Linked DNA regions of Homo sapiens: all the other regions are linked to region 2. The links are chromatin loops, found by intact Hi-C in ENCODE. Cell type or tissue: mammary epithelial cell. All regions are shown on one strand. Each heading gives the region's core, and the rest is flanking DNA. Links, peaks and the distances in the headings are about the cores only. Region 1 has its middle 130 kb from the start of KC6. Region 2 holds the start of LOC105372085 (a long non-coding RNA gene). Region 3 has its middle 210 kb from the start of PIK3C3. Region 4 has its middle 190 kb from the start of PIK3C3.

The links. Peaks named below come from ENCODE experiments on the same cell type or tissue, not always from the same donor. Only the 100,000 strongest peaks of a DNase experiment are listed, where the experiment ranks them.
Region 1: it touches region 2 in a loop (5-fold over the local background); 8 of 110 quality-filtered maps call a loop at or near these places.
Region 3: it touches region 2 in a loop (5-fold over the local background); 10 of 110 quality-filtered maps call a loop at or near these places.
Region 4: a loop joins it to region 2, with 20 times the contacts of the local background. A loop is called at or near these places in 11 of 110 quality-filtered maps.

The regions. Positions count from the first base shown.
Region 1 is chr18:41,387,236-41,394,864 of GRCh38, reverse strand. No RefSeq gene overlaps it. Among named protein-coding and RNA genes, the nearest start is that of KC6, 130 kb to the left of the region's middle. RefSeq lists a silencer at 3,095-3,144. In mammary epithelial cell, for the core only: a CTCF peak has its summit at 3,057; no DNase peak of the experiment used is centred there; H3K4me3 peaks cover 225 bases.
Region 2 is chr18:41,903,670-41,911,298 of GRCh38, reverse strand. LOC105372085 (a long non-coding RNA gene) reads left to right here and starts at 3,036. Exons shown (of 5, transcript XR_935411.2): 1 at 3,036-3,314. In mammary epithelial cell, for the core only: a CTCF peak has its summit at 4,435 (motif pointing right); no DNase peak of the experiment used is centred there; H3K4me3 peaks cover 140 bases.
Region 3 is chr18:41,741,517-41,749,145 of GRCh38, reverse strand. No RefSeq gene overlaps it. Among named protein-coding and RNA genes, the nearest start is that of PIK3C3, 210 kb to the left of the region's middle. RefSeq lists enhancers at 3,748-4,247, 4,248-4,749. In mammary epithelial cell, for the core only: a CTCF peak has its summit at 3,516 (motif pointing right); no DNase peak of the experiment used is centred there.
Region 4 is chr18:41,764,561-41,772,189 of GRCh38, reverse strand. No RefSeq gene overlaps it. Among named protein-coding and RNA genes, the nearest start is that of PIK3C3, 190 kb to the left of the region's middle. In mammary epithelial cell, for the core only: a CTCF peak has its summit at 4,053 (motif pointing left); a DNase peak (open chromatin) is centred at 3,999.

The sequences.
Region 1 (7,629 bases), core at 898-5,897, 520 kb after region 2:
GGCCTTTTACATACAATTTACCTCTAAAAACCACTGATCCTTCGTAGGTGCTTAGTGCTCAGACTAAGCGTTTCTGGAGTCCATTGTGATCATGTGTGGGATCAGTAGGAACATCAGGGCCCTGGTGATACAGAACACTAGTTGTCACTGCCTGGCTTTATTTAAAGGAAATGAGGTAGGCTTCCTCTGTAGAGCTCTGAAAAGGTTGACTATATAGAGGTCTTGTATATTTTTACTTGATCAAGTATTTCTCACATTTTTTGTTATCAGAGTACCATTCCAATCTCTTAACTTGCAGTTGTGTGGAAAACTGTTTTGTAACAAAAGATCTTCATTGGGGGATTGAGCAGCATTTAATAAAGTCTATGTTTGTATTTTGCCTTAAAAAAAAAAAGAAATAATTTACTTTTCAGTAGCTAAGGAAAGAACATTTCCTTAGAGTATGAAAGGAGGCATGGAATACCTCTAAATAGAGAATATATAAAATGACGATTTTTGAGTACCCATTATTCTTTGGCCAAATTCACAAATAATAAAATGTGGATATGTGTAGTAGGGAGAGATAGGTGTATATTAAATATGTTCCTGGCCTCAAGTGATTGTTAGGAATTACAAGAGTTCTCAGAGCTTAGTTTGCTCCCAAAAAAATAGGATATATAAAAAAATTATGCACCAAAATTAGTGGACTTCTTTTTCAGGTTTCACTTTATGTAAGATTTATAGATAATTTAAATATAAAAAAACATGTAAACATAGCTGGGAGGTATAAGACAAGTGGTGATATGAAGATTCTACTTACCCCTGGGATAAAAACTGGCTAAATATTAAAGATTTAAAAGTAAAAGTGCCCAATTTTCTGCATCAGGCTCATTTAATTATTGGTTCCTCAAACTATCCAGAAAGATATCATTTAGAAGTATATAACTCCTTATTTGGGTGCACAAATGGGACATTCATTTTACCGTCAACTCAACCAATCAATATATATATTTTAAATTCAATGCTTCATATATACAAAGCACTATCCTAATTGTCATAAGGACACTAAAATAGGCATAAACTTTGCCCCCCAAAAAAACTTGTCACCGGCCGGGCGCGGTGGCTCACGCCTGTAATCCTAGCACTTTGGGAGGCCGAAGCGGGTGGATCACGAGGTCAGGAGATCGAGACCATCCTGGCTAACACAGTGAAATCCCGTCTCTACTAAAAATACAAAAAAAATTAGCTGGGCGTGGTGGCGGCGCCTGTAGTCCCAGCTACTCCGGAGGCTGAGGCAGGAGAATGGCGTGAACCCGGGAGGTGGAGCTTGCAGTGAGCCGAGATCGCGCGACTGCACTCACTGCAGTGAGCCCAGCCTGGGCGTCCAGCCTGGGCGACAGAGCGAGACTCCGTCTCAAAAAAAACCCAAAAAGACAAAAAAACTTGTCACCCAGCTAAAGAGTTAAAGAAAATCAGATATGTCTCTACATAAACACACAGATATATACACATACATATATACATACTTTTACCTTGAAACTAAAATGAATACACACAACACACACACACACATATATATATATATATATATATATATATATATATATATATATATATGCGTACAACACACAGAATTACAAGAGGGGGTGGATGCTTTTATGAATGCGTTTGTCATGATACCGGCTGCAAAGCTTAGAATTGCAGTTGGACCTTAAGGGGAAGTAGTATTAAAAGGAAGCTCTGAGTGTTCTTAAGGATGAGGCATTGAATGCTTACCCTGACTTGAAAGGACAGTCTCTGTACGGGACTACTGGGAGAGGGGCTTGGATGTAAATCTTCAAATACCTTGGAATTAGGGCTGAGAAATATAAATTTTATCCTGTGAGCAATGGGGAGAACTTAGAGGATTTTGAGCAGGGGAGTTATTTATTGAAGAGGACACTTTTGGATGTGGAATCTAGGTGAACTATGCAATGTGATAGTCAGAGAAGCAAAAGCAAGCAGTCAGAATAATGAGGAAAAAAATACAGATTTAAAACTATGAAGGTCAGAACTAAAGGCTCCAAAGCAAAGTGCCTGGACCTGTCTCACTCTTGGAGTTAATCTGAGGCTTCTGAATGTCATTTCCTTTCCACTTGTGATACTTCTTTTTCTTTTTTTTTTTAATACTCTCATAGATTTGATTATAAAAACCTACATTCTACATTCCTACGAAGCACAGATTTTGGAACAGACATTTTTTTTTTCTGATCTTTTCATACCGAAAGACCCAAACCAATTCCCCTAGACAAAGATTTACTTAGATCTCCAGCCCTTCCCACTAAGCTCCCATACTATATTCCCGAAATACTTGCCTAACTGAAACTCACACATTTAAAGGTTGGGATTTTGTAGACAGTGGGATTTAAGAAGTTTCTCTGTGTTCATTCCCCCATCCCTGGTTAGCCAAGGTCATGCTTTCTGGGAGTGAGGCTATAATCTGTCTGGAAACAATCCAAGACTGCTGAGCTTTCAGAAAGAAATAGTGAGAACCTTACCAACATGCACATATTGCACATAGTCCTTATTTTAAAGAGAATGGGCTTAACAGAAGTCCAAATCCTCTGTTATATTCTCATTCATTAATCTGGTACTATAGTTTATAAACAACAAGTGACAGGGAAAATGACACTGCTGAGGAAGTCTGAAACAGAGATGCTGGACTTCAGGTCTATCAGAGCTTTACAGAAGTATGCAATCTAGGCAGAAAAGCATTCAAGAAATAACTATTCAATGAGTCCTGCATTTTCCTCTGGTCAAAAAAGGAAGCTCTCCCCTTTTCCGTCCTTGCCCTCCTCCTTTTTTCTTTCTCTATCCTCCGTCTCCCTTCTTTTATCTTCCTTGTTATCCTCCTTTTCTTTCTCCATGCTCCCCTTTCTTCTTCATGTCCCTCTTTCTAATGAAGAAAATAATTTTATTGTCTGGTTTCACTAAACAAAAGGTTGAGTACGGAGTGCATTTTTCTGGCTGTTGCCTTTTCTTTCATATCCTTTAGCAAAAAAGGACCTTTCCCTTTAGAAGCCCAAAGGTGGAGCTGTTGCAAAAGGAGAAAGCCAGACAGGCCAGCCGCGCCCGGCGGGGCCACCAATGCGCACACAAGCCACACACACAAACGCAAACACGTACATGCTGGGTCTGCACCGAGGAGCTGCAAATCCTGGAGGCTTTGCTTCCAAAATATAAACATTTCCCCCTTTTTTTTCCCAAAGAGAAATAAAAATCCTGATTACAGCAGATGCATTACTGCCAAATTGTGCAAAAAAGAAAAAGTATTAAGTGTCCGCTTAACCCCCTTTAATTGTTAATTCCATGTACTTTACTAGATTCTTGTATTATCAAAATAACTGCAGGGAGAAAGGATTCAAATTTATTTAGGTTCATTAATACCACCATTTATCAGTGTAATGTCCTATAGATAATGATTGGAGGATCATTCTATTTTTTCTGTATAGTGTGCTGAAATATCTATCGGGATGGTTACATTTCAGTGGGAAAGACATAAAACGAATGCGCATTTCAGCAGCTGGAGAGAAGGCCTCTGCTTTTACATTTGGTGACATCTCACAACATTTTCCATAGAAGTGGCATTTATCTTTTTGGGTGTTAATATGATATTTTGCTTTCAACATCCTGGGAAAAAGCAGCAAATTTTGAAAACCCATTTTATGGAGAGAAACACACAGAAATTGCTGTGTTGTTCCTCCCAGAGATAAGACAAATTATCTCTATCGTGTTTCATAGATGCTTAGCTTGTGGCTTTGTCTAGCAGTTTTGGCTGCTCTGCTTGAAAAACAGAAAACCCCCATTCAATCATTCGCCTCTTCCTTTGCCTCTATCCCTAGAGCAGAGGCCTTCAGCTTGATATCTCAAAAGCTGGTGAAGCAAACATTTTAGCCAATTTCAAAGTGTCCTCATTTACTCTGAAAATATGATTTTACCCTCATGACTTTAACGTTTACTTTGAACTTGGAGTTGCTGGAATAAACAGGGACAAAGTAACCTGAGATGTTTTACGCCACTGAGAGAAAAAGGTATTGATCTTTTTTGCCTCTGGAAAAAAAAAGGTTTCAATAATTTCCAGATATACTGGAGATTGCATTGCTATCTTTAACTAAAACATGCCACAAGACAGAAACCAATTATTTATTCTCTTTAACCATAGGTCCACCTTTGTCTTAATGTATTCTGATGTCCCATTTGCAAATTGGCAAGTTTGTTCTCAGTAACACTGTAGGCGTACGTGCGTGTGTGCATGCTAACATGCTTGAATGCAGGCACGGTCGTGAATTTATTCTTGGCTTTGCTACTGGTGACATTTAAATATGGGTTTATGCCAGGTAGTTAAAAATATATAAAAGGCTGAGTTATACCAACCCAGCCTATCATGTGTGTCCCCAAGATGACTGAGAAGGGAGTTTCCAAAGTGGTTTTATTTATGCAGCTTGGGTGCGCTACGAAATAGGACTTAGGAAACAGGGGCTAAAGCAAAGTAGAGTAAAATGAGATGCCTTGAAAGGGAAAGGGTTTCGGATGCGGAAATAAAGCAACCTCATCCTATTACAAGAATACTTGAACTGGCTCAGTCCCTTCCTTATTTCTTACTCTCTTCTGGCTGTTTCAAAAGGTGCATCTTATTGCACGTCTCTGGGGCTTTTCCTCTGATCCAGACCTGGCCTGCATTCTGTTCTTTCCTTTCAGACACTGCTGGTCTCGAAGACATCTCCTCAGCAGCTTCTGCCATCTGAAGCTGTCTGCCTTCAACTCTGTCGTGCAGGCTTAGGCTCCTTGAAACTGTCATCTTAAAACATATTTATTACTTCCTCATACTCGGGCTTTTTGGTGCCACATTCCTTCTGCTGTTTGATTACACGGGGCAGAGGCAGTGTTATTTTACCATCTGAATTAGTGCTAAGAGGTGCTGTTAGTGAGAAGCCTAACGAAGAGGTAGGCATAGCATAGGGCTGCCTCCCAGAGAGTCCAGGGAAGGGTCGGGCTGCTGATGTTAGGTGATAACTTCATGCGGCTCTGAGGCTGGTGGCAGGGGCACCCAGCCTTTCCTTTCCTGTTACTGTTTATGCCGTGCAATGCATCTGATGTGAAATGGATCCAATGTGAATGTGTCTCCCTCTCATCTGTCTGATAATGTACCCAGATACCTCAGGTGGCAAGGCTTTTTAGACCATTGCCTTCATTGGCTCCATTCTGTGCACTAGTGGACTCACTCAAAGAACAGAGGGGAAGTTGTTTTAGAGTCCAGGGAAGATGGATGTTCTGCAGTCATTTCCCAACAAAATGGTAGACTTGCCAAAGCCTTACAGACAAGATTGATCTAATCCACCATGAACAGAGAAACCCATTTGCACATTTGTATTTGCAAAACTCTCGTTGGTGTCTCATGACCTAGTTCCAGTTAATCCCATGGCACTGCATGGTCCTCTCAGTAATTCCGGTAATAAAATCACATTTCAAGGACCCATGAGAGATATACTGAACCACAAAGTTAGTGCTAGAGTGCATCCTGTAATGACAGAAGTCATATCTCACAGACAATGGACAACGATCAAAACCGATTTGACTTTTTTTTTCCTTTAAACTTCTCATGGCTCCATATCTTCATTTGTACCATTGCTTCTTTGACTATGGTTGCCCTTTGATGGATAACATTAAGTGAATGAGGGGGAAAGTGACTGCCAAATGTGTCCCAGTGCAATTTTTGACAGATGCTCTGATATGAGCTGCTGTAATAATGGACAAGGAGGGAGAGAGCTCCGAAAGGATTTTAGAGTTCAGCTTTGGTTCAAGAAGTATCATTAGTCACATGTGAGAAATATTAATGTTTTTCGTTAATTCCAAAGAAATTTCCAGATTTATGTGGATTTCCATGCTTTGTATCATGGTGGAAATTCAATGAAGACTGAGAAAGGAAAAGAAACTGACATTTTTTGAGTGTCTACTAAATGTCAGGCACACTGATATGTCTTATATACATCAGGCTGTTGAATCTAAAAAAATCATCTCAGCAACCATGCAAGGCAGATATTGCTATCCCCATTTTACACATGTAGAAACTGAGGCTCAGAAGGTTAAAGGACTTGACAGAGGCCCGGCCAGTAGCAAATAATAGGTGGCAGGACTGAATAATGGAAAAGCAACACTGAGATCGATGTTACCTTTTGATAAAAAAAGTATACCTTGGGGTGCCAGTCTATCAGGAAAGCAGATTCACAGGTCTATGCTTGCAGGCATCCTGACAAACAGATCATCATCAAATCATTAAAATCTCAAGAGATCAAATGATAAAAGGTACGGACAATGAGGTGCAATCAAGCAAAGATACCTTGATGAATTCTACTTGTTCCTCAGGGTTGCAGGAATAGAGAAAAGCATCACAACCTCCCTGGATCTACTTACTCATTCCTCTGTACAAAGGGCCAGCTGAGGACCAGGGCAATCCGGAGGAGAGTTCACCCAGAGCACTCTCCAGGAGCCATTTCTGAAGTGGAATACAATGGTTTTGCCCTATTCTTGGCTAATCCTTCCTAGCAAAGGCAGAATTTATATTCGATGGGGAAATAAAAGGTTAAGTTACTAACACCCTCCTGGACATGAAGGATGGAGTCAGGTTTCAAATGTCATTAAATTTTCACCAAAGATGAGAGGAAGTGGAGGACTTAATGTTGAATTGCTGTGATTTTTAAATCTCTGTTCTTATTCTTTATGTCTTAAGAAAGAGATGGGTCAATGCCCTCAGAAGCAAAGGAAATAGAAAAAAGTATAATGAAACACTCAGATAACTAAATAAAGCATATGGGAAATATAAATGGTGTTTTCTGAGCAATGGGAGATCCAAATGACCCTTTTTGTTTTGAGATTTATATGTCTGCATATCACAGATGCCCTATTGCTTTATTCATACTGTTAAGAAGGAAAGGCAGTGCCAAACCATCAGCAGCTATCATTAAATCATTATAGAAACACCACTGTTAAAGAGATAAGACTTTTAAAAAGACACATATACACATACACAACATGGTGCAACTTTATTTAACCAGAACCCAGGGACCTCACTTTTTGTATTGCCTGGCCAACACATAGATTCTTCAAAGCTGCTATTTTAAAGAAATAAATACACACAAATAAAATTTATTATTTATTTATTTTTCCAGCCTGATCACTATTTGGGGAACTGGATCAAAGACACATTTAGAATGGGTTTAGGGGCACCAAATGCATCAGAATGAGATGCATTTTTTATACCAATGCTACATTCAAGGATGCCAAACTGATCACTACATATGTATCTATTGATTAAATAGATTTTAAGAAGAATTCTGATCAGGGACACTCTCATCTTCTTTGAGTCCAGACACCATTTTTGAGGGTTTCTCTCTGCTAATTAGATTGCATATACTTTAAAATTGTCTGGAGGGGCTCTTGTATTCAGTGCCAATTTCCACCAAACATTCTATAATGTGTCCTAAATCAAGGCAAGAATAGGTGGTAAAAATATAATCTGCCATCAGACAACTACAAAGAATTGTGATTTCAGAGAGTTGCTTCATCCTAAAGAAATGGTGTCTTCTTATATCAGATTTGTAAGGCAAATACTGT
Region 2 (7,629 bases), core at 1,683-6,682:
AGAATTTTCTGATGAGGCCAGTAGTGATATTAACAAATGCGATTTTTTTGGATATTATATAATAAAATGTGTCAACATTTGAATGATCTGTACAACATAGTGAGCCATTATTTTCCAAATGAGCGATTCAAAATGAGCATTGATGTTATAAAAATTATGCATGAATAAAAGATCCAAAGTACACAATAAACCAGTAGATTTTTTATATAACGAAGTACAAAAATTATTGACATGGTTTCAGATTTCACCCCCAGATGACTTTAAAGAAATTTATACTTGCTGAGTTTTGGCATAGCATCAAAGAAGAATATCCACAATTATCTGAAATTACTACTAAAATTTAAGTCCCTTTTGACAACATATCTTTGAGGCCAGAGTTTCTTCATGTTCTGTACTCAAACCACACATTGCAATAGATTGAATGCAGAAATAGATTTAAGAATCTAGTCTTTTTCTTTCTTTTTTTTAGTCGAATGAAAATTAGAAGTTTATAGAAAATGAGAAAAAAATTATTACAAGCAAGCAGATAAAAAAATCAAAACAGGAATTAGACATGGGTCTTGGTTTGATATCTTGGGTACTAAATGAAAACTGTCTGAAGTCATTAGTGAATCTAGCTGTTTTCTAATCAGGCAGATATTTTTTAAAAATTGTGAAAGAAAACCCCAAACAATGCCATTCATCTCCCTAAATTATTTTATTTTGAAAAATAAAGTCACTTTTCATATAAACATGTAAATATGTAATGGATTTATTATTTTTAAAAACTAATAAAAATTTTAAACTTTCATTTTATTTTGTAATATAGTAGATATTTTTTAAAAATCCTTTTGATTTACACTATGCAATTTAATATTTTCAATAACTATGGATGTAGGTAGGCATTATCACATTTTACTTTTCATAAAAGAAAAAAATGGAAAAGTTGGAGGACCCACTTGAGATCATGTAGTGAACTGTAAAATTATAACTCCAATTTAGATTCTTTAGCTCTAGATTAACCTTATGCTTTCTTATAAGCAAAGGCCAAATCAATCCAGACAGAATAGTGGCTGAAGAGGCAACTGTGGCGGCTGCACTAAGGAGGAACTTAAGGAAATTATTGTACTGAACTTGCAAAACTCGTGTGGTGTCATTAGAAAACAACATGATTTATTTTGTCACTGCCTATTCAAACATATGCTACAGGACTAATATTTGCCTTTACCTTTAAGCTAAAACTGAGGCATGGTTCCAGCTCAGTAATGAGTATGTCTAGAATAACACTAAAAATGTAAAACTTCTTTTGAAATTACAGCACCCTCACCTCCCTACCCCAAGATTAGGCCTTGCAAATTTCAAGAGAGCTGTGTGTCTTTCCCCTCCCCACCACCTAGTGAGTGCCACTGCTTTTTGATCACCTTCCTTAATGTAAGTTGTAATAGTGGAGCTGGGAATTGGGGAGGGGATAAAGGAGAGTCAGTGGCAGCAAGAAAGTTCTTACTTGACTGGTGGTATCACTGTGATCTGAGTTTCCTATACCAAAGGCTGATTCTTTCTCTCCTGGAGGTGCTTCTGTGGTTCTATAGAACTCCACCAGCTTCCCTTCCTCCAGTCTAAGTATTTCTGAACATTAGGCCCCTCAAAATGGGTAACTGTATTTCTTTTTCAGCTGGTCACTTGACTTCCAGGTATCCCATGGTACACGTTTTGCTTCCTTTTGCTTGAGTCCTTATCTGTGCTCAGCTTTTCATTGCCCTCTTGATGAGGATCCAAGACAAACCCACACTATCTCTCTAAAGCTCTTGGTTCTCATCGATTCCACAGGCAGCCTTGAATTTGTGACCTGTCATTGGCGGGAGTATAGTAACTTCACAAACTGTAGTGCTTATCCACCTGTTTTTATCCAGGGTGAGTCAGACAACAGTTCATGGCATCCTTCAGATTTTAGGAGACACATATGCAGCTTTTTTTTCTTTTCTTTTCTTTTCTTTTTTTTTGACACGGAGTCTCGCTCTGTCACCTGGGCTGGAGTGCAGTGGCACAGTCTCAGTTCACTGAAACCTCTGCCTCACAGGTTCAAGCGATTCTCCTGCCTCAGCCTCCTGAGTAGCTGGGATTACAGGCACCCATGACCACGCCCGGCTAATTTCTTGTATTTTTAGTAGAGATGGGGTTTCACCATGTTAGCCAGGATGGTCTCAGTCTCCTGACTTCGTGATCTGCCCGCCTCGGTCTCCCAAAGTGCTGGGATTACAAGCGTGAAACACTGTGCCCTGCCTACATATGAAGCTCTTTAAGAGGTCTCACTGCATTACCTCTTTCTAGACTTCAGTTTAAGGGCAGGCATGCCTTACTCTTTTTGGTGTGTTTATTGGTGAGGGAGTGTTAGCTATATTCAAAGCACGGCACCTCACCTAATCTCCAGCTCCTGATGAAAGTGATGGTTTAATAACTACAAATCCAGTTTCAGTCAGCTCCTTTACGGTTCTGTGGAGGAACTCTCACCTCACTGTGAAATGTAGCGTTTATTCAATCTTGAGGTAGATTGCTAAAATGGTCCTCCCCACTTTCTTTTAAAGCTTATCCTTTTATCCAAATGCTGTGCAATGAGACTTTTACTTCATCCCATCAGAAGGTGGAGGGTTTGTTTTTAATTTTATTTATTTATTTGTTTATTTATTGAGACAGTCTCATTGTAGCCCAGCATGGAGTGCAGTGGTGTAATTTCAGCTCACTGCAACCTCCACCTCCCAGGCTCAAGCAATCCTCTAGCCTCAGCCTCATGAGTAGCTGGGACCGCAGGCACGCACCACCATGCCTGGCTAATTTTTTAAATTTTTAGTAGAGACAGGATTTCACCAAGTTGCCCAGGCTGGTCTCAAACTCCTAAGCTCAAGCGATCCACCTGCCTTGGCCTCCCAAAATGCTGGAATTACAGGCATGAACCACCGTGCCTAGCCCAGAAGGTGGAGTTTATTTCATCATAATCAGAACTGATCTTATGATTTGCTTTGGTCATCTGATTGCAGTGGAGTGCTAGTTCCAAGCTTAGGCCTCAAGAAGTCTTGTATGGTTTTGCTTTCTCTGGATACCTTGCACCACCATGTGAACAATCCCAGTCTAGTACGCTGGAGGCCAGGAGACTGCCAGAAGAGCGCAGTTGTCCCAGCTGTGGCTATCTTAGACCAGTCTACAACCAGCTTAACATATGGGACATACATATGGGAGAGCTGGACCAAGAACAGCAGAGCTGCCCATCTGATCCCCAGCTAAGGCATCAGTAAGCCTAGCCAAGACTGGAGACTGAAACTACCCAGCTACCGTACAGGCTTGTGAGTTATAATAAAAGCGTGTAGTTTAAAGCTACTATGTTTTGGGGTGATTTATTATGCAGCAAAAACTAATTAATACAAGTCTCAATGAAAACTAAGACTAAAATAGTTCCATTTTGACATCCTGTTACAGTAATATAGAACTTGAAGGATGAATAAGGTTGAATAAGTGAGGAGGGAAAGGAAGAATATTACAGACTGGGAAGAAGGGGCAATGATAAGAAAATGAAGAGAGGCTGATATTCAGGAGTCAGTGAATATGCAAATGTGTAGATAATACTTTTTTTTTTTTTTTTTTTGAGATGGAGTCTCGCTCTGTAGCCCAGGCTGGAGTGTAGTGGGGAGATCTCGGCTCACTGCAAGCTCCACCTCCCGGGTTCACGCCATTCTCCTGCTTCAGCCTCCCGAGTAGCTGGGACTACAGGCGCCCGCCACCACGCTCTGCTAATTTTTTGTATTTTTAGTAGAGACGGGGTTTCACCGTGTTAGCCAGGATGGTCTCGATCTCCTGACCTCATGATCTGCCTGCCTCGGCCTCCCACTGTGCTGGGATTACAGGCGTGAGCCACTGCGCCAGGCCGATAATACTTGTATTATACTAGGGCACAGAAGAAGAAGGTGAGGTTGGGTTCGACTGAAGAGACTTTGATTTTGGGATGGGAGATTCTGCTATCATTCCGAATGTAACCGAGAACCACTGAAAGTGATGTCTGTGGTTTTCTCCATCCCCAATGTTCACGTTTCTCTTTTATTTCAGCCATCATGCAACCCTAGAATGTTTGCTAAAATAGAGGATAGAAGCAAGAGAACCAACTCAATTTTATTTCACAGAGTAGTGACTATCCATAAAGAAGGCTTTCTTTCTCAATGTGTTTCCTTGTGCATAAACCCCAGCCTACATTTTATGGTTTGAAGCACACTGACAGAAGATGAGCCAAGATACTTCTATCCTGACCAAAGAGAAACAGATGGAAGAAATAATTTCCTCAGAAAAAATGCTAGTACACAAAAATCATCCTGTTTTAATAAAAAAGTTAAAAACATGTTTGGTTATTTATGAAAGGCTTTAAGTCTTTTCTTCTTTCTTAAAGTGACATGTTAATTTATTGCTAACCACTAGATGGCACTTGTGTACAGTATTTGAAATTGACTGCGGTGAAAATAAGAGTACCTGTGGTGTGGTCAGAATAGAATCTGAGGTTTTGCTGTTATGCAGCCCACTTCCTCCCCCACAAGAAGTCAGGAGGGGTGTAGGAGAGAAGGCCTAAATCTCTTCTGCGCCTTTTTGACTTATAAAGAAAAACGAAGATGGCAGAAGTGTTTCTGATTAGATCGAGAAAAAGGATGATGCATTCTTGCCGGATGAATCAGGAGAGATGATGTTCTGTCGTTCTTTAGATATAGACCTGAAATACTAACTTTAAATTTATGGTTGCTAGTATGAGCCATGGTTCTCTATTTACCCAGTTAGTGCATTTGGGGGAAGCATGAATTGTGCCTTCCAATTTGTTACTTTATCACACTGACAATTTTGGAAGATATAATAACTCTTACCCTTTTGGGTGAAAAAATGGATCTCACAAGTCTGCTTATCAGATCACCATAGTTTGATTCATCTTTATGAGAGTTGGCTGCCTGGTTGTTCATTGCTGCCTCCAACTCATCTGGACATTTTCAAATGATGCAAAGGTTGATAGCAACTGTGAACATCATCCACAACTGTAGTGTTGAGAATAATGTAGGAAAAATCTTAAGAAAAAAGATCAGCAAACAATCAGGCAAGCAGGCAAACAAACAAAAATTCCATAATTCAATACATTCCAGTGCAAGTCTAGAGGAACTGCAATCTTGCCTAATTGTGTCCCTCATTTCTCTGGCCCTGAGACTATTATCAATATATAGAACTACCCAGCAAACTGTAACTTTTTCTGGGAGGTAAGATGCTGGCAATCTTCCAGGTCCAGCTTTGTCAACCCCATTAGCTTGTCACCACTGTGCTGATCCTGATCTCTTTCAGGGCTCATCTAATCTGGCCTTTCAGTAGCCTCAGCTTTCTCCTGTTTAGCCTAAGCTGCTGTAAGCACACGTTGTGAAGTACCACTAGATCTGATATAAAAGGGACATCTGTCCTAAGGAAGATTAGGGTGGGATCAAGAAATCCCAATAGGACAACAAGAAAACAGCAGATTGGGTCATAGGAGTAAAGAAAAATCAGAAACAGAAAGGCATGTGCTGGGGAAGTACAAGACCACACATGGGAGCCCTCTGTGATGCCTCTGGCCTTCAGGATGGCGTCTCTTGGTCTTCTCCTTGGTCACTTGGAGCTTGTATGCTCTTTTCCAAATCTTTTTATGAAATCCTACCTCAGGAAGAGGATTGATAAATTAATTCCAACTGAAGATTGTCATTCCATAGGAAACAAAGCATGAATTTGATAAAGAAATGGAATCAAATTCTGATGGTAAGAATGCAAGTTTTGACAAGCAGTGTCAGTGATACCTCCCTCTCATTTGTGAAGCTACCATTTAGGCTATTTATGTTTGTGTTTTAAAAAAATTAACCTTTACCACATAAATTAATGTATGACCAGAAACCTAGTTAGCTTCCTGCATTCAACAGCACCAAACACGTTAAAGTTGTATCGGAAATAAATGGTGGCAAATTATTGGTAGAGTGCTGGAGTTGGAATTTGGGGAGGGCCACACATAAGAACACAAAAAAGTAAATACATCAGTAAGTATGCATAAGAAGCTAGAGGATCATTTGGAGGTAGAAACAGCAAAGGGGTTAGAGTCTGGCTGAATTGAAGGAGCATGAACAGTTCCTAAGCACTATGAAGGAAAGAGGTAACCCTTCATGGTAGGGTGAGGCAAAGAGCCACAAGTCCAAAAGGCAATCTGCTTCCAGAGCTGGCATGGTCAGAGTGAGACAGAGCTCCACTGATGGCAGGCACTGTCAGACACCATGTACTGGCCTAAGAGTAAGGGTTCAATTGCTCTCTGCTGTTAGTTGTCCTCCCTCATACAGTGGCCCTGAACTTGGAGGCATTAACCAATGCCAGAAGGAAGTCTGAAGATTTGGATATTTTAGAGTGTTTGTGCTGCTATAACAGAATACCATAGACTAAATAGCTTATAAACAACAGAAATTTATCTCTTATAGTTCTGAAGGCTAAGAAGTCTAAGATCAATGTGCTAGTAGATTTGATATCTAGGGAGGGCCTGCCTCCTGTTTCACAGATGGCCTCTTCTCATCATGTCCTCATATGGTGGAAAGAGCAAGTGATTTCTCTGGGGCCTCTTTTATAAAGGCACTAATCTTATTTATGAGAGCTCAGTCTTTATGACCTAATCACCTCCCACAGGCCCCACCTTCAAATACCCTCATATTGGGGATTAGATTTTAACATACGAATTTTGGGGGACATGAACATTTGGATCATAGCATTCCAACTTTGGCCCTCCCAAATTCATGTCCTTCCTGCATATAAAGAGCTGAAAAAGTCTTAAATTGTTCCAGCATCAACTCAGATCCGAAGTCCAAAGTTTCATGTAAATATCATCTAAATCAGATATGTGTGAGACTCAAGGTATGATTCATCTTGAGACAAATTGCTTTTTAGCTGTGAACCTGTGAAATCAGACATGTATGTGCTTCCAAAATACAAAGACGGGGACAAACATAGATTAGACATTGCCATTTCCAAGGGAAGAAATAGGAAAGAAAAAAGAGTTAACAAATCCTCAGCAAATCTGAAACCTAATGGAGCAAATAACATTGAAACTTAAGGTTTAAGAATAATCCTCTGGCTTGATGTTCTTCCCTCTAAGTGTACTGGGGTGGGGGATCTGGCCTTCTGACCCACTGGGTGGGGGTGTTCACCCAGGGGTTCCACCCCTATGGTGGCTCTGTACCTGGACTCTACCCTTGTTGTGGCTCTCTTCAGTGGTCTCACCTTCATGGTTACTCCATGCCTATGTCACATGCCCATAGCTGGCCTAGTCTGGAATCAGGTGTAGGTTGCTCTGTGATTTCTCTGCACATTTCTCTAAGGAGGGATTTCTGTGGTGGTCTTGTGCTTGCTGGGGCTTTTGCACTCTGGGTCTGTGATGGGAGGGACAGCCCTGATTATTTCTCAGTTGCCTTTGGGATTATTCTTCTGTTGTCTTTGACGAGAGCTCCTGACTTCTGTTTAGGTGGCTGGCTCACCCTATCAGATGATCTTTGGCTACGCTCTTCATGTTTTCTCTGGAACAGCCTTTCTCATTCATTTCAATATGGATAAGCTGAGAATTTTCCGTATCTTTAAGTCCTG
Region 3 (7,629 bases), core at 1,583-6,582, 160 kb after region 2:
ATCCAAAAGGAAAAGTGCTGCTTTCCTTTCCGCAGCTCGCTAGATTCTATGCCAAGGTCTAGGAATATAGTAGTGAACACATGACCTGATTCTTGACCTTGCTGTGCATCAAGTCTAGGGCAGGCACAGTACCAGATTCTGTAAAAAGGTGAAAGTTTTAAAACACAGGTGTGATCTTATGAAATTGTCATTTAGAAAGGGAGAAAGGCCTATTCATAGAAACAGATAATTAGCCATGTAATGTAGTGTGTGACATGGCAGTGGAGATATCAAGCACTACCAGTCCTCAGAAGAAGATATTTCATAATGAGACTTTCAAAGAAGACTCTATGGGAGAGGAAGGGACCGACTTGGATGTTGGGGAAGATTTTGTTTGATGAATAAAATGCTGTTATTTTTTGTTGTTACAATTTTTTATGGTAAAATGTTGTAGTGGATGGCCAATCTCGTGCAATGGATGGGGGCAAGTTTCAGTAATGTGTATTCAGAGGGTATTATGCAGCTCAACGCAAATGGAACAGAATTTATGTGGGAGGACAGTGTGAAAAAAGTTTGCCTGACTAGTTTGAGCTAGATGATCAAGGGCTTTGAATCTCCTGTTAAGAAGTTTATACCATGCAGACTATAGGAGTCCATTAAAAGTTTGTCTGAGTAAAATAAAATTAAATGATTCAGGCTTATGTATTGAAGAGCTAATAGGAATCTTGTGAGACCATCACCTTCTAGCCTATGTCCTCATATAACAAAGTATTATACCAACCAGGATAGATAGCATTTCTTCTGGAGCATTCTAATTCCCTAGCCAAGTAGATTACTATGTTCTTTCAATTAAGATGTGGACTCTTTGCAATCCCACTTGAACAGATCACATTTTCAAGAATCAGGGCCTAGCCATGTTTATCTTGGACCATTTATGGGGTATCTTTGATTACCTCAGACACTTGAAAGCCTGGCGTTTGTCAGAGGTTGATATACTGGTCACCCTGCTGAATTTCAGCACATTTTATAATTGCAATACAGGAAGATGAAATGAAGTAATAACACTCCACTTTCTCACATGACACTCTTTCTTACCCATCTGCTCTGATGTCTCTGTAACAATATTATGAAGTTCTATTTGACATGATGATCCAATGATGATCAGGGTGATTCTTACTGCAGTGATTTTAGTCTTATCTCCTGCATGCCTTTTTCCTTCCAGACACTGTGCAAGTTAAAGCAAGGTAAGCATTATTTCCTTTTTAAAGTACATTAAGGATGGGTAGTGGGCAGCCAAGGGGATAAATTAATTGTCTGCTTAATGCAGCTGAGTGCATTATCTTACTCACAAGTGGAAATCTTTAACTCTCAGGTAGCAGCACAATGGGAAAAACCAACCATGTACTTCTTCGAGATTCAACATATGCAGAAGTGGGGCAATCAGGGAGGCCTTGGACAAAAGGGAAATGTGGACATTTGTTGAGACAGAACATGGACCATGTTTGAGACTGTTTGGTACTTACTTCTTTTTATTTCGATAGCTATATCTTTGGCTATTTTCTGGCTCAGAGGTGAGCTGCACTCACTGTTCTCCAAGATACTCATTCAGTTTTACCAGGCAGGTCTCTGTGATCCTTAGAATTTGCAGCATATTTTCCAGCAGAAGCGCTGATATCCTCACCTAGAATACCTTCTCCTAAGTTCTTGCTCTATGTATGTCCCACCCATTCTTGAAGCTCTGCCCTCTCCAGGACACTTTTCTGTGTCTGTGCTAACCCCCTCGCTCATTGGTTTCTCCCCTTAACCACCCACAGTGGCTAAGGTCCTGCCGCGCCATCTGCAATTGCATTTTATATGCTTGTTCTCATTTCTGGCTGCTCAAAAGAATCACCCATGCAAGAATCTTTTTATTTTTTATTTTTATTTTTTAATTTTGAGTCATTGGCTTTCAACTTCACTCCACATCAGAATTAGCTGTGGAATTTGCAAAAATAGAGAAGCTGCACCTAGAGATTGGGATTGTCGGTGGCCTGATCTGCACTTGTATGAAGTCTTGCAGGTGATTCAAAGGCATAGTTAAGGTTCAGAAATTTTGTTTTGATATGTTTTGCATCATTGCCTATTTTTGTTTTATGTGAGTCAATCTCTTTTTTTGTAACTAGATTAGGAGGCACTGCAGTGATGGTGGAGAATTTTCTCTCACAGCATTTGCATTATCAATAGTATAGTATATTGCTTTGGTTAATACATTTTTGCAGAGATTCTGGGAGAAGATATGGCTCTGACCCCAGAAATGCTTCTCTAGGGTGGTTATCAAGCAATTCTTATCAGGACAGACATGCAAAGACGCCCCCTTTTCCCCCAGCTCTCTCAGGACACACACAAGCTCGTGTGCGCGCACACACACACACACATCAAGAGAACATTGTTTTATTAGCAGCAGAAGCCTGAAGGCATTTTTAGATATTTTTATTTGAGAATACAGAATTTATACGCATGACAATAACTCCTGATGAAAATTAAAATCTAGGATGATCTGATCTTTGAATCTACATCTAGCCCTGGTTGTTTGAGATTTACTTCAGAAAAAGGTGGAATTTCAGATTCTTACCTGAATCTCGGAATAGACCAAAAGGAGGCAAACAGCAATGGGTGTAGCCTGTTCTTCAAGCGCTTCTACCCCTATGGATTCTGAAAAGAATTGAAATCAGGTGGCGGAAAATTTCACCTTCCCCCACACGCGCCTTGGTCTTCCCTTTCTATTGCTGTGGGTTGTTTTGTTTCTTCTCATAGTGGGAGAGCATTGCTGTGTACTTCTGTATATGATCTGGAAACCCACTGATTTAGGGAGTGGCGATAAAGATGCAGCCACCTTTGGAATAAGGGCAGGGGACCGTTCTTACAATCTCTTCTGCAACCAGGCTGGTCAGGTGAGCATGGACATGCCACCTCCTGGTCAGAAAGAGGAGCCCTTATTTTCCTGTAACAGGATCCCTTTCGCCCTAGAAAGTGGAACCAGGTGTTTTTCCAAACACTGCCTTCTGATAACAGTGCCCCCTGACCTCCTCCTAGACTCCCAAGAGTCCATCCACTATCCCCTCCTCTTTGAGCTTTGCTGTTCTGAGGATTTGTTAGTCTGGGCTCCAAGAAGTGAGAAGGGCAAAGCAGCAGCATTTGAAAGGCTTTGCCCTTGACTTGCTTTTAGGTCAGAGAGTCTGCTTGTTTGGCTAAGCTACTTTTAGGCCTCCTTCCTTCTTCCCCCTTGGCATGGAGGGTAGGCCTATTTTCACATATGCGCTCAGACATGCAGAAACAAACGCCAAAATGAATTAACTGGAATAGCCCTATTAATTTATGCTTTGACAGTAATGACCTTAAGACACAGAAGAATTATATATTAATTTGTTTCTAGTATATAGCACTGCTAAGTTAACACATTTAGGAGAATCCACTTCCCTGTCTCCAGCTGTGAGGGTAAATGAGGCCGACTGTGGCTGGAAGAGGTGTTCATTTGGGCAGTGCCCCACTAGATGGCAGGGTGGCTTCAGGGATGGACCCACTGCTGGCGGCTGCAAAACACCTTGTTTGCAGTCATTATTTGACACACTCAAAAATCGACAATTTTTCTCATGTTGTTCATTTGGAAATTATATTTAAACTTATTTATTTACATGAGCACATACATAACATGTATATTTACAAACAAATATGCCTACACTGTCCAAGATAAGGGTGTTTAAGAAACAATGCTTTCCCTCCACCAGCCTGGCTGACTTCTCTGAGACTGCATCCTTCTGCAGACCCCCAGTGGCTCCACACCAGGGCACACACCACCACCCAGCCTTATTGAGGCTGGGAAGGGGAGGGATGATTTTTGAAAGTCAAAGGGCATAATCCCTTCCAGGAGGGAAACTGTTTTTAACACATGGTTTGGTCAGTTAGGGGAACTCAGGAAAAAAAAAAATAAAGTGGAACAATAAGCATTTTACATTCATGCCCTCCCTCAGAGGGAAGATTAAAAGTAAAACCAGATTAGAGACTTGAATTTTATTCAAATCCTTTCTCCTCTTTCCTCTCCCTTGTTCTCTAATCTCTCCTATTCTTTTGCCTTCCTGTCTCTCCTGTCTTTGTTCCTATTTCTGTCAAATCTCCCTCCTCTTTCTTTTCCCTTTTCTCCTCAGTCTGAATTTCCACATCTCCCCTTTCTCGGTCTTCATTCTCTCGGAATTTGATGCTGTTGAGCTGCCTCTGATCCTGCATCCCTTTATGCAGCCCTTTCCTGTTAATGAATTGTTAAAATTTCATAGGGTTCAGTGACTGTGCTTTTCTCTGCTCCTGGACACTGCAGCTCGCAAGCTGCTTTCCCTCGGAACAGAAAAGTCACAGCTATGAGCTGGCTGACTACTCCTTGTCTGTAAACAGTTTTCCAGGATTTACACATTCAGTATGCAGGAAGGTCTTTCATTTGTTTGTTTGTTTGTTTTCCTTATTCAAGTTTAAGCAGGATTAGAATTTCAGTTAATGAAGGCTTCTGAAAAATGGTGACTCCATTCATGGCAGAGAAAAGTGAGATTCTAGCAGTCTTCCAAGATGCCTGGATTCTGCAGTTTTCTGCAGTGGAAAGATCTTAGGAAATCAGTGCAAGCCGAGGACTGTTTGACTACATTTTCAGAACGAGATTCTTTGTAGCACCTTCTGCCTCAGTTGCCTAGCAGGCAATCCTGTACCAAAAATTGTAGCTTTTAATGTATTTTCTTTTCAGATAAAATTAAAGTTACCTTCTTGATTGTTCTTTAGTCTAATTACACCCACAGGTTTTTGTGGTTGAATGTGCCATCTTCTCTTTTGGTTGGAGGATTCTTGCCTTAGGAATAATGTGTGGGTAGAAAAAAATAAAACACAAAACTCCCCAATAAATTGCAATCTAGATTAAAAGTGATCTTCTGCCTTAAAATCTACATATAAAATATGTAGGCAATTATATGCAGTTCCGTATCATGTGCAAATATGGTTATGACCCACTTCGATATTTTACATAAAGGTGTGTATTCTTCCGGAAAATTATGTTGTCTTCACATCTCTGACCCACTACAAGTTTTACATTTTACTAATAATATCAACTAAATGTTATTCCTCCCTTTATTACTTTGCAAAATTGTTGTTGATAGTCATTAATATATCTCAGGCACTTGAGATTCCGAAGTTCTTTCAAAAATTTCTGGCAAAGTTATATTAATTGGAGTTTCTTTGTTAAATATCTTAAATTTCTAATAATAGGAAAGCTATACATAGTATGCACATTATTTTCATTCGTAAAGAAATACTGCTTACACAGAACATCCTATTCTTTAAAGATGTTGGGTAACTCGATATTTAATATCCTCCCATCTCTTTTATTTTCCATTCTTTAACTTCCTTTTGTCCTGACTTTTCTCTTTACGTCTTTTCTATTCGTCACTGTGGTTCTTAATGAGAAATTTATGTCAGCAGTTTATCAAATAAAAAAGGAGAACCAGTGAATTTCCTTTTTCATCTTAGCATTTTCTTCAAACTAGAGATGCTGACCATTTGGAAACTGGTAGATAGGTGCTGACATTTTGTAAATTTGTGCCCTTACCATAAACCTCAACGAAGTCCTCTAGATTATTCCAGGGAAATCTTTCTTCTAAGCCAATACTGGACACATTTAGAGATCTAAGAAAAAATAAATTGTTCTCCTTCTGGTCTACTGTGGCACGCTTCCTGTTAGGAGAATAATTGAGCAGTTTATTTTAATCAGGAGCTCTTTTCAGAGCGGGGTGCTGGAGAGGGTTAATTGCTAGGGTGAAACAACTATGGGAGTTCAGCTTACTGGGGTGCTAATTGGGTAATAGGTGAACATAAATAGTGTGGAGAAACAGGAAATCAGAACATAGGAGGGAAAATGTAGATGTTAAGTTCCACAACCCTTATAAATGTAGTTAAGTCATAGGTGCTGCAAACCAGGTAGCAAGCTGTTTTCCTTTTGAAAATTTCAGGCTGCACGGCTTTGGCCACAATAGGCTAGGGAGGGAAAGGGAGGTGAGTTTCCTATTGAGTAAATAACCTTAGCTGGATCAGACAGTGTGGTTTTGGGTCTTCAGCATCATTGACGTGTGTTCAGGTAAAGCAGCTGTCTGTGAAGCTGGGCTTACTCTCAGTTATGGCATGACCGGAAGGCTCCAAGATGACCCCTTTCTGTATCTACTGAGAGTTTGTGCATCTTTTAATGGGCTTCAAAGCTGTTCAACTCGCAAATGAAAGTTAGGTTGAAATCATGAACATTTTTGGAAAAAAAAAACGTGGTGAATTGTTTCCACTTTTAAGTGTACTGAATTGAGAGCAAATCTCTTCAAGACCAGTTTAGAAGGAAAAAAGAAACTAGAATAGTGATCCGCAATCTTGGCTCCAAGCGAGAATCACCTAGGGAATGTTTATAACTCCCTGTGCTTAGGCCAGGCGTGGTGGCTCACGCCTGTAATTCCAGCACTTTGGGAGGCCGAGGCGGGTGGATCACGAGGTCAGCAGATCCAGACCATCCTGGCTAACACAGTGAAACCCCGTCTCTACTAAAAATACAAAAAATTACCTGGGCGCGGTGGCGGGCGCCTGTAGTCCCAACTACTCAGGAGGCTGAGGCAGGAGAATGGCGTGAACCCAGGAGGCGGAGCTTGCAGTGAGCCGAGATCACGCCACTGCACTCCAGCCTGGGCTACAGAGCAAGACTCCATCTGGAAAAAAAAAAAAAAAAAAAAAAAACTCCCTATGCTTCTAATAAAAGTCAGGGCCAGGTGTGGTGGCTAACGCCTGTAATCCCAACAATTCTGGAGGCCAAGGCAGGCAGATCACTTGAGCTCAGGAGTTTGAAACCTGCCTGGGCAACATGGCAGCACCTTGTCTCTATCAAAAATACAAAAAAATAAGAAATTAGCTGAGCGTGGTGGCACGTATCTGTAGTCCCAGGTACTTGGGAGGCTGGGGTGGGAGGACCGCTTTAGCCTGGGTGGCAGAGTGAGACACCGTCTCAGAAAAAAAAAAAAAAAGAATAATGGCTATCTCTTGAGAGGTTAGGTACCATCTGATCTGGGAAGGATGTCAGATGACCTACAAGATTAGTTTTGCCTGTTCTTGAACTTCATATAAATAGAATGACAAAGTATGCATATCTTTATGTGAAGCTTCTTTTGTTCAACATAATGGTTGTGAGATTTTTCCATGTGGGTCCATATCAGTAGGGATTTTATTGTTGTTGCTGCTGTCTATACATTATCCCATTTGTTCATCTATTCTCCTGTTGGTGGACATTTAGGTTGTTTCTAGTTTTTAGTTATTGTTAATGAAACTGCTGTAAATATTATTGTACATCATGTTTCTGATGGTCATATGCATTGGTCTTCCTTGGATATATAAGTGTAATTGGTGGACCATAGAGTTCTAAGACGTGTACCAATAAAGTAATATACCCAAAAGCTCATATTATATATATATTTAAAAAAACACTCCCTGTGCTCCGGCTGTGCTCATCCCAATTAAATTAGAATCTCTGAGGGTGGGACTCACACATCAGTAAACTGTAAAATACTCTGGGTGATTCTGATGTGCAGTCAAGGTTGAGAAGGATGGACTAGAGAG
Region 4 (7,629 bases), core at 1,744-6,743, 140 kb after region 2:
TAGATGATACATGGCTCATTACTTCAGGGTGAGAGGCTACTGGGTACATGTGCATCCGCTAATGAATCAGGACCTGCCCTAGCAGACAACCCAGATAGTTAGATAGTTACATTTTTTTTTTTGATGATGTGCTATGTGTTTTGAATGGAGTGGAAAAAAAAAGAAAGAGAAGTATTTTGTTAATTGCTAACTAGTCTGAATAGTTAATGTTGATAGTGTTCTCTAATCTCATTATTGTTAAAATTGGAATAATAGTCAACATGTATAGAATGTTTTTATGTATAATCACATTTATTGTAAAAAGAAAAGGAACTTTCATAACATTTTAAAAAGTGCATTTGTATACTTAGGTTAATAATATTCCTCTCATTGTTTTGCCACTTGTTGATATATATCTCTCTTGTAAACTTTCTTGCTTAGGTTGATTTGTGCCCTTCTAGTCTTGATTAAAATGAAAGCTCTTTGTAAAGAGGGTGATACTATAATATAAAAACACGTGGGGTTAGGTGACCCTGGGCTGAATCTTAGCTTCACTACTTAGTAGTTGTGTGACTCTGAACAAATTAGGCTTACTGAGTCTCAGTTTTCTCATCTTCAATATGGGAATGTTAGTACTGATCTTTGGCTCTGTTCATTAGTTAGAACTGACATATTTAAAATCCCTGAAACATAGCAGGCAATAAAACAATATCAGTCCCTTGGTAGGTTTAATTTTGATTGCTCATCAGAGTAGCTTTCGCGCCACCCACCGAGGATGCCTATTGAGTCCTACTAACATGGTTCTTGCATCCCTAAAAGTTACCTCCAGCAGTGAATGTAGAATTGTAAGCAAGTAAGAGAATCAAGTGGGATGAGTACTGATTCTGACTTCAAAATGCATCTCACACCTGTCTCCTTCTCTCCTTCTCTGGTGCCTTATCCAAGGTTGGGTAACCAGCACCTTTCACCTCAGCTTTTACAGTAACCTCCTAATCAGTCTCTCACTTATACCGTGGTCCTCTCCAATGTGTTCCCCACCAGTGGTCAGAATCCTTCTTTTAAATTTAAATTTAAATCTAATTATGTCATTTCCTTGCTGAAGACCTGTATGGAGCTCCCCATGGCACCTAGGGTAAAATCCAAAATCCTCATTAAAGGGTCCCTAGTCATGGATGACCCAGCCCTGCCTGTCTTTCAGACTTCAGCTTTTATCATACTCCCATTTTTTCACTCTGCCCAAGCCACTCTGGCCTTGAAATTTCCTAAAGTCTGAGAAGTTCTTGCTTTCCTCTTGGCTTTCCACATGTTATCTTCTGATACTTAATTCATTGCTAGTTTCTTTCTCTGCTCATGTATTACCCATTGTCTCTGAAAGGTATATTTACCACTTGATTTAGATATATCAAACCACACTGTCATTATTCTCTCAGTTTCTTTATAAAATTGATTATATTTGGCATTTATTTATTCAACTGATAATTGTTTTCTCCTTGTTTCAGTAGAATTTAGGTTCTATATGTGCAAGGACCATGTGTTTCTGGCATTCCACGTGACTAGCACAATTATTGGCACACAGTAGGCATTCAATTGTTGAAATAACAGCCTAAATATGGGTGCATCACAAATTAACTAACCTACTCACCACTGATGACCATTTAAGTTGTTTGCAATTTCTTTCACTGTTAAAAACAACAATGCAATGAATTTCTTTAAGAACATTTCATGAACAACTATGCTGTTGTTCAATGGGATAGGTTCTTAAGTAAAGTCCTCATCTGGTATGTTTCTCATATCACTCTGATTTGCTTCTTCATAATCAAAATTTAATAAATATTTCTTTAGCTTCTTGTTTCCACTTTCCTGCCTTGTCCAAGATAATGTATTTTGCAGATAACGACCAGCTCCTTCACTGCTGATTTCCTAGCACCTAGGACAGTTTCTTTTCGTAGGAAATACTCAGTAGAGACTGGTTGGATGAGAGAAGTTTAGGACATGTGAATGTTGACCGGACCAAATGGGAGGATGCCACAATGATGCCAAAGCCGTCTTGCTAGAGTTAAAATAATTAGAGTTTTATTAATTCATGTGATTGATGCTAGCTGTTGTAACAGACACCTTTATTTTCGCACGGCTTAACCAGTTGTGTGGTGGTATTTAACAACTAACTATTCTAATGAATGGGAGAAAAAACACTTGACTTGTAACATTTGCTGATTTTTATGGTGTGAATACTTCCCCTATGGCTGATTTTAAGATTTAAGTTAACAATGTCATGTCACTGAATGTAGAGTTGAGAAGAGAGGCTAACAATTGTCTTGTCTGAGCTGGTAAGATTGTCTTCAACACACCACTAGGCCAAACTATGAAGTTTATTTCTCATTCATGTCTCAGTTCAATGTGGTGAGTATGATGCACAATGGGGCTCTGATGCTTGCAATCATTCAAGGATCCAGGTTAATAGAAGCCGTTTTCAGTGTGTTGCTCCTTAGGTAATATAGGGTGTTAACATCCTGCTGCAAGGCTGAGGACAAAAGAGAGCATGGGAGATTATGGCCTCTTTGGCCTATCAAGCTTGGAGGTGGTAACACTATTTCCTCCCATTTTCCTTTTACCATGAATTAATTATATGACCACATAATGTTAGGGGAGATTGGGAAGTGTAGTCTAGCTGTGTGCTCAGCAGTAAACAGAAATATAGCATTGTCCCCGACAGAGACTGACCTCTGGTAACCTGTCTGCCCAGCTGTCTCACCCTCTCCTACACTAAAATATATTCTGTCTTAAGGGGGAGGAGTAATCTGTCTAAGACAAATCACTTGCTGGCTGACTATATTAGTTTTCTGTGGCTACCATAACAAAATATCACAAATTGTGTGGCTTACAATGATATAATGTAGTCTTTCACAGTTTTGGAGGCTAGAAGCCTGAAATCAAGGTGCTGGCAGGACTATGCTTCCTCTGAAAGCCCTAGGAAAGAATCCTTTGCCTCTTATAGCTTCTGATGGTCGCTGACAATCCTTGGCATTACTTAGCTTACAAAAGTATCACTGTAAACTCTGCTTTCATCTATATTTGGCCTTCTCCCCTGTCTCTGTGTCCAGATTTTCTTCTTCTTCTAAGAACACCAGTCATTGTATTAGGACCCACCCTAATCCACTATGACCTTATCATAGTTTGATTGCATCTGTGAAGACTATTACCAAATAAGATTACATTTACAGATACTAGATCTACCCTCTTAACGACTTGAACATATCTTTTGGGGGATACAGTTCAACCCACAACATTGTGTTCCCCCACAAAAAAACTTGGCCTCTCAAAAACCTCTGAAGACTTAGGGGAATTAATCTTGTTAAAACTCCAAGGCTAGAAACCCAGTACCCCAATCACCCCAAAAAAGGAGCCAATGTTTTTCAACAATGAATGTCAAGCTGGCAGGAAAGGGCTGTGGCCAAGTATCTGCCATATCATACTGCAATTGTTTGCTGTCTCCTGATCATGCTGGAAAGAATCTTGTGTTTCCCAGTGTCTGATTTATGGTCCTGCTAAATGTCTGTGCATTGTCCTAGAATGAAGAGGCTACACTACCTACCACTCCTACTGCCTCTGTCTCTAGGAGTTTTTGCCAATTTCAGGGTGCAATTACTTGTAGGGTCTGGTTGGTCGTGTGCCCTTGTTTTTATGATACCTCTTCTTAAGGAAGGCAATTCCAAGCCCCGTACAATTATTGCAACCAGAACTGGTTGCCTAGTTAAGCCCACTCAGTATTGATAGGGCTTTTCTTTGGCTGTGCGTGAAAAGAAACAATATCTGCATGCCACCTACATCAGATCAATACACAGTGATGGAAAAAGAACAGAAGTATGTTAATTAAAACTCCTTTTTGGAGAAAGAATGAAGTAGAAAACACACAGATGTCACTGCCCCATAGTAAACTAAAATTCTCTAGGCCTAGTATGTGGAACTGTCTGCTCTGGCAGTGGGGAAGTCCCTTGATAAGACTCTACGGTCCTGCCCTCTGAGAGTGTTTTCTTTATTCATGTATCTTCATGGTTCCTAGCACCACCCGCTGGACAGAGCACCTCTTATTATTCTCCCTGCCACATTTGAAATAAGACATCAGGAAATATGTCCTTCTTAGGGCCGTGGAACTTTCGAGCCCATTTGGAAGGTTGGGGTCATAAGGATTGCTTTAAATGTTTAATAGTCATGGGATTGACTGGTTTATAGTTTCTGTAGCAATACAATTTCCTTGAAAACCTAGTAGGCTTCTGATCTATTTGCCTAAAGTCAGTTGTTCCACAGGCTGGTAACTGCGGTGCCCAAGGTTCTTTCCTAGATATAGCCCAAATGTGCTTTTATTTATTTATTTTTTATTTCTTTCAAGTCATGTCTCCCGCTTTTGGTTTAATGACAGCCACCTTGAAGTTATTTGGTTTTATTTATTTATTTATTTTTAATTTTATTGTGATAACAACACGTAATATGAGATCTACTCTCTTAACAAATTTTTAAGCATACAATATTGTTATCTATAGGTTCAGTGTTGTACTGCAGATCTCTACAACTTATTTGTCTTGCATAACTGAAATTTTATACTCGTTGATTAGCAATCTCATTTTCCCCTTCCCACTCCATCCCTTGATAACCACAAATCTATTCTTTGCTTCTTTGAGTGGGCCTATTTTAGACTCTTCCTATAAGTGGAATCGTGCAGTATTTATTGTTCTGTGACTGACTTATTTCGCTGAGCATAATGTCCTCCAGGTTCATCCATGTTGTTGCATATTGCAGGACTCCTTTCTTTTTTACTTTTAATCTCATCCCACAAAGCTGAATTTTAGTGACATTCTGTTGTTCAAAGGCTTAGTTTTTTTTTTTTTTTTTTAATCCTGCCCCTTGGGGCGTAGAAGATGTTAATTTTTGTAACATTTCAAAACCCTATATTGCTGGACTCTATTACCTTTTCTTTATTTTCATAAGCTGGTCAGTTTTCTCTTGAACTCATCCACTTATTATAATGCTAGCCAAATTTAGCAATAACTGCAAACACATTCCAATACCCTACTCTCTTTCCAACCATTTCCCTTAGAGCCACAGGCTCAGGAGGTATAATAAGATCTTCCTTCCAGGTTATTGCATCTGTTGATGCTGCATAACATGAATTGCCACCTTTCCAGCCTCTGGTAGCAGCTTCACTATCATCTGCTACCTGACTGCTAAGCCGATGCACACATTTTTGGTTTGGTTATAACAGCACTCCATTTCAATGGATTACTCCATACAGGGTAATCAATGCTAGCGGTTGTAACAAAATCTCGTGGTTCTCAGTAGCTTAACGTGAAAAGTTTATTCCTTATTCTTGATTGGCATGGGGAGGTGAGGTACAAGGCTCTGCTCTATGTGGTCAGTCAGGAACTCAGGACTCTACCATCTTTTGTCATTGTCAACTTCAACCTGTGATCTTTCAGCTCTCCACTGAAGGAGGAGAGAAGGACCACCTGTTCTCAGCTACTTCAGCTGGAAGTGACCCATCAGTTCTCCTTACACACCTCTGCTTTACTGAGACACAATGGGACTGGGGAATACAGTTTAACAATGTGTCCAGGAAAAGGAAATGGGACTGGTGAGCATCTAGAATGGTTTCTGCCAGTGATCTGTTTATTTCACTTATGGTAAGAGTAATTTTGCCTCGAGTCATTTCTTTTCGTTGTTGTTGATTTGTTTTGAGATGGAGTCTCGCTCTGTCTCCCAGTCTGGAGTGCAGTGGCACAATCTCTGCTCACTACAACCTCCGCCTCCTGGGCTCAAGCAATTCTCCTGCCTCAGCCTCCCGAGTAGCTGGGATTACAGGCATGTACCACCATGTCCAGTTAATTTTTGTATTTTTAGTAGAGATGAGGTTTCACCATGTTGGCCAGGCTGGTGTCGAACTCCTTACCTCAAATGGTCTGCCCACCTTGGCCTCCCAAAATGCTGGGATTACAGGCATGACCCACTGTCCCTGGCTACCCCCAGTCATATCTGAAAAGGACATTGGTATAAAAGTAGGGGAAGAAGTGTAGAGGGAATCAAAGAACCTACATTGGGTCCACCCAAATTTCAACACAATCAGTATTTTTTGAGCACTCAGTGTGTTCCTAACTCTTGTCTAGGTGGCCTTAATTTTAACACATCTTTTCTAGTACAGCAGGTCTAAATGCTAGGTAGAAACTAAACAGGTAAGGCACCCCATGGTTGTGTCACTTGGTGTGTCATTGTTTTGTGACAGTAAATAAATCTCGCCAAGGTGTCAGGATAATTTTTCATCAAAAGGGAAACTTCTTCAATAGATTTTCTATTCTCTAATTCACTAAACTATTAACCCTAAATTTAAAGGAAAACACGAATATTATTTCTTAATTAAATCCCTTTTAGGCTCAGTTATATCTGTTTCTTGCCGTGAGGATATAGCATGTAATACCCAGGTACTGGGGCATTATGATAACCAGATACTCACTGGTGGAGGCTGAGCTGAATAATGCATGAGCACAGCGTCACTCCATAACCTCCCTGCTCTCATTGAGTGAAGTGCTTTGTTTTTCAAAACCTCCTTTGGGAGGCTTCACAAACAACAGCTATTTAGCTCACAGATTCCAAAGATGATAGACAGTGGCCTTTTCCTGCAGGTACAGATAGCTTACCTTTAATGGTGAAAATCTGATTATTGGCATCCTCCCTGCAAATGAGTCTGTCCAAAATCAAATAAAAACTGGAGATATTCAAAACCAAATGAAAAAGAACTGAGAGTGTAGCCAAATTAATGCTAACCCCTACTAGCAGAGTACAGAAACCAGTATACTTATTAAGAGGCACATTTGAGTCATTTGGGGTTAAGAACTATGCTTTGCTGATTTTGAAAGAAAGAAAGAGAAAGAAAGGAAGGAAGGAAAAAAAAAAGCCCAGCAGCTGCCCTAGTTTCTACTAGGACATGAGAGTATTTACTCAGCACAGAGCCAGTCAGAGCTAATGGTTCTGAGTGCCTCTGATGGGCCTCCGGGTCACGCAGGGCGAATTTTGGCATGAGAAGGGAGGTGTGCCCACCTGAGAGTGGGCAGCTCTTCTCAGATGGGCTTTCTGACACCTACCCTCTTCCTCCACAGAGCATGTCTGTGCACTTCCAAAGCTCAAGAGCTTGGATCAATACCTGAAAATTTGAAGGCTTATGAAATCTTCTAAATTGGAATAAAAACATTTCCCTGGGTATCCTGCAATGCTAGTAAATGGAAATGAAACATCTGAGTGAAGGCAAAGCATTCCCCAGACCTTCATCTTATTTCCACTCAGATGTAATCCAAAATTAACACTTGCTCCAGACACCCAGCCTATTAGCGCCCTGGAATGATTCCTCAGCTTCAACGAGAAAGGCAGTGGCTGGGGGCCCGGGTGAGTGGTGAGGGGCTCCCTCACTTGGAATTCCACCCTGGTAACCCAACAAGAGAGGCGCATTACCATTTAATTATAATGATGGAGCAGATGTGATAACAAGGTTGTCTTCTCTGGCTCTGTTCCTGATGTCACCACAAGGGTTTCCAGTTGTTGCTCTTTTTCATTTTGTGCTTCCTCATTAATCTCAGCTCCTCCAGCTGCTTCCCGCTCGTCTCCCTGACA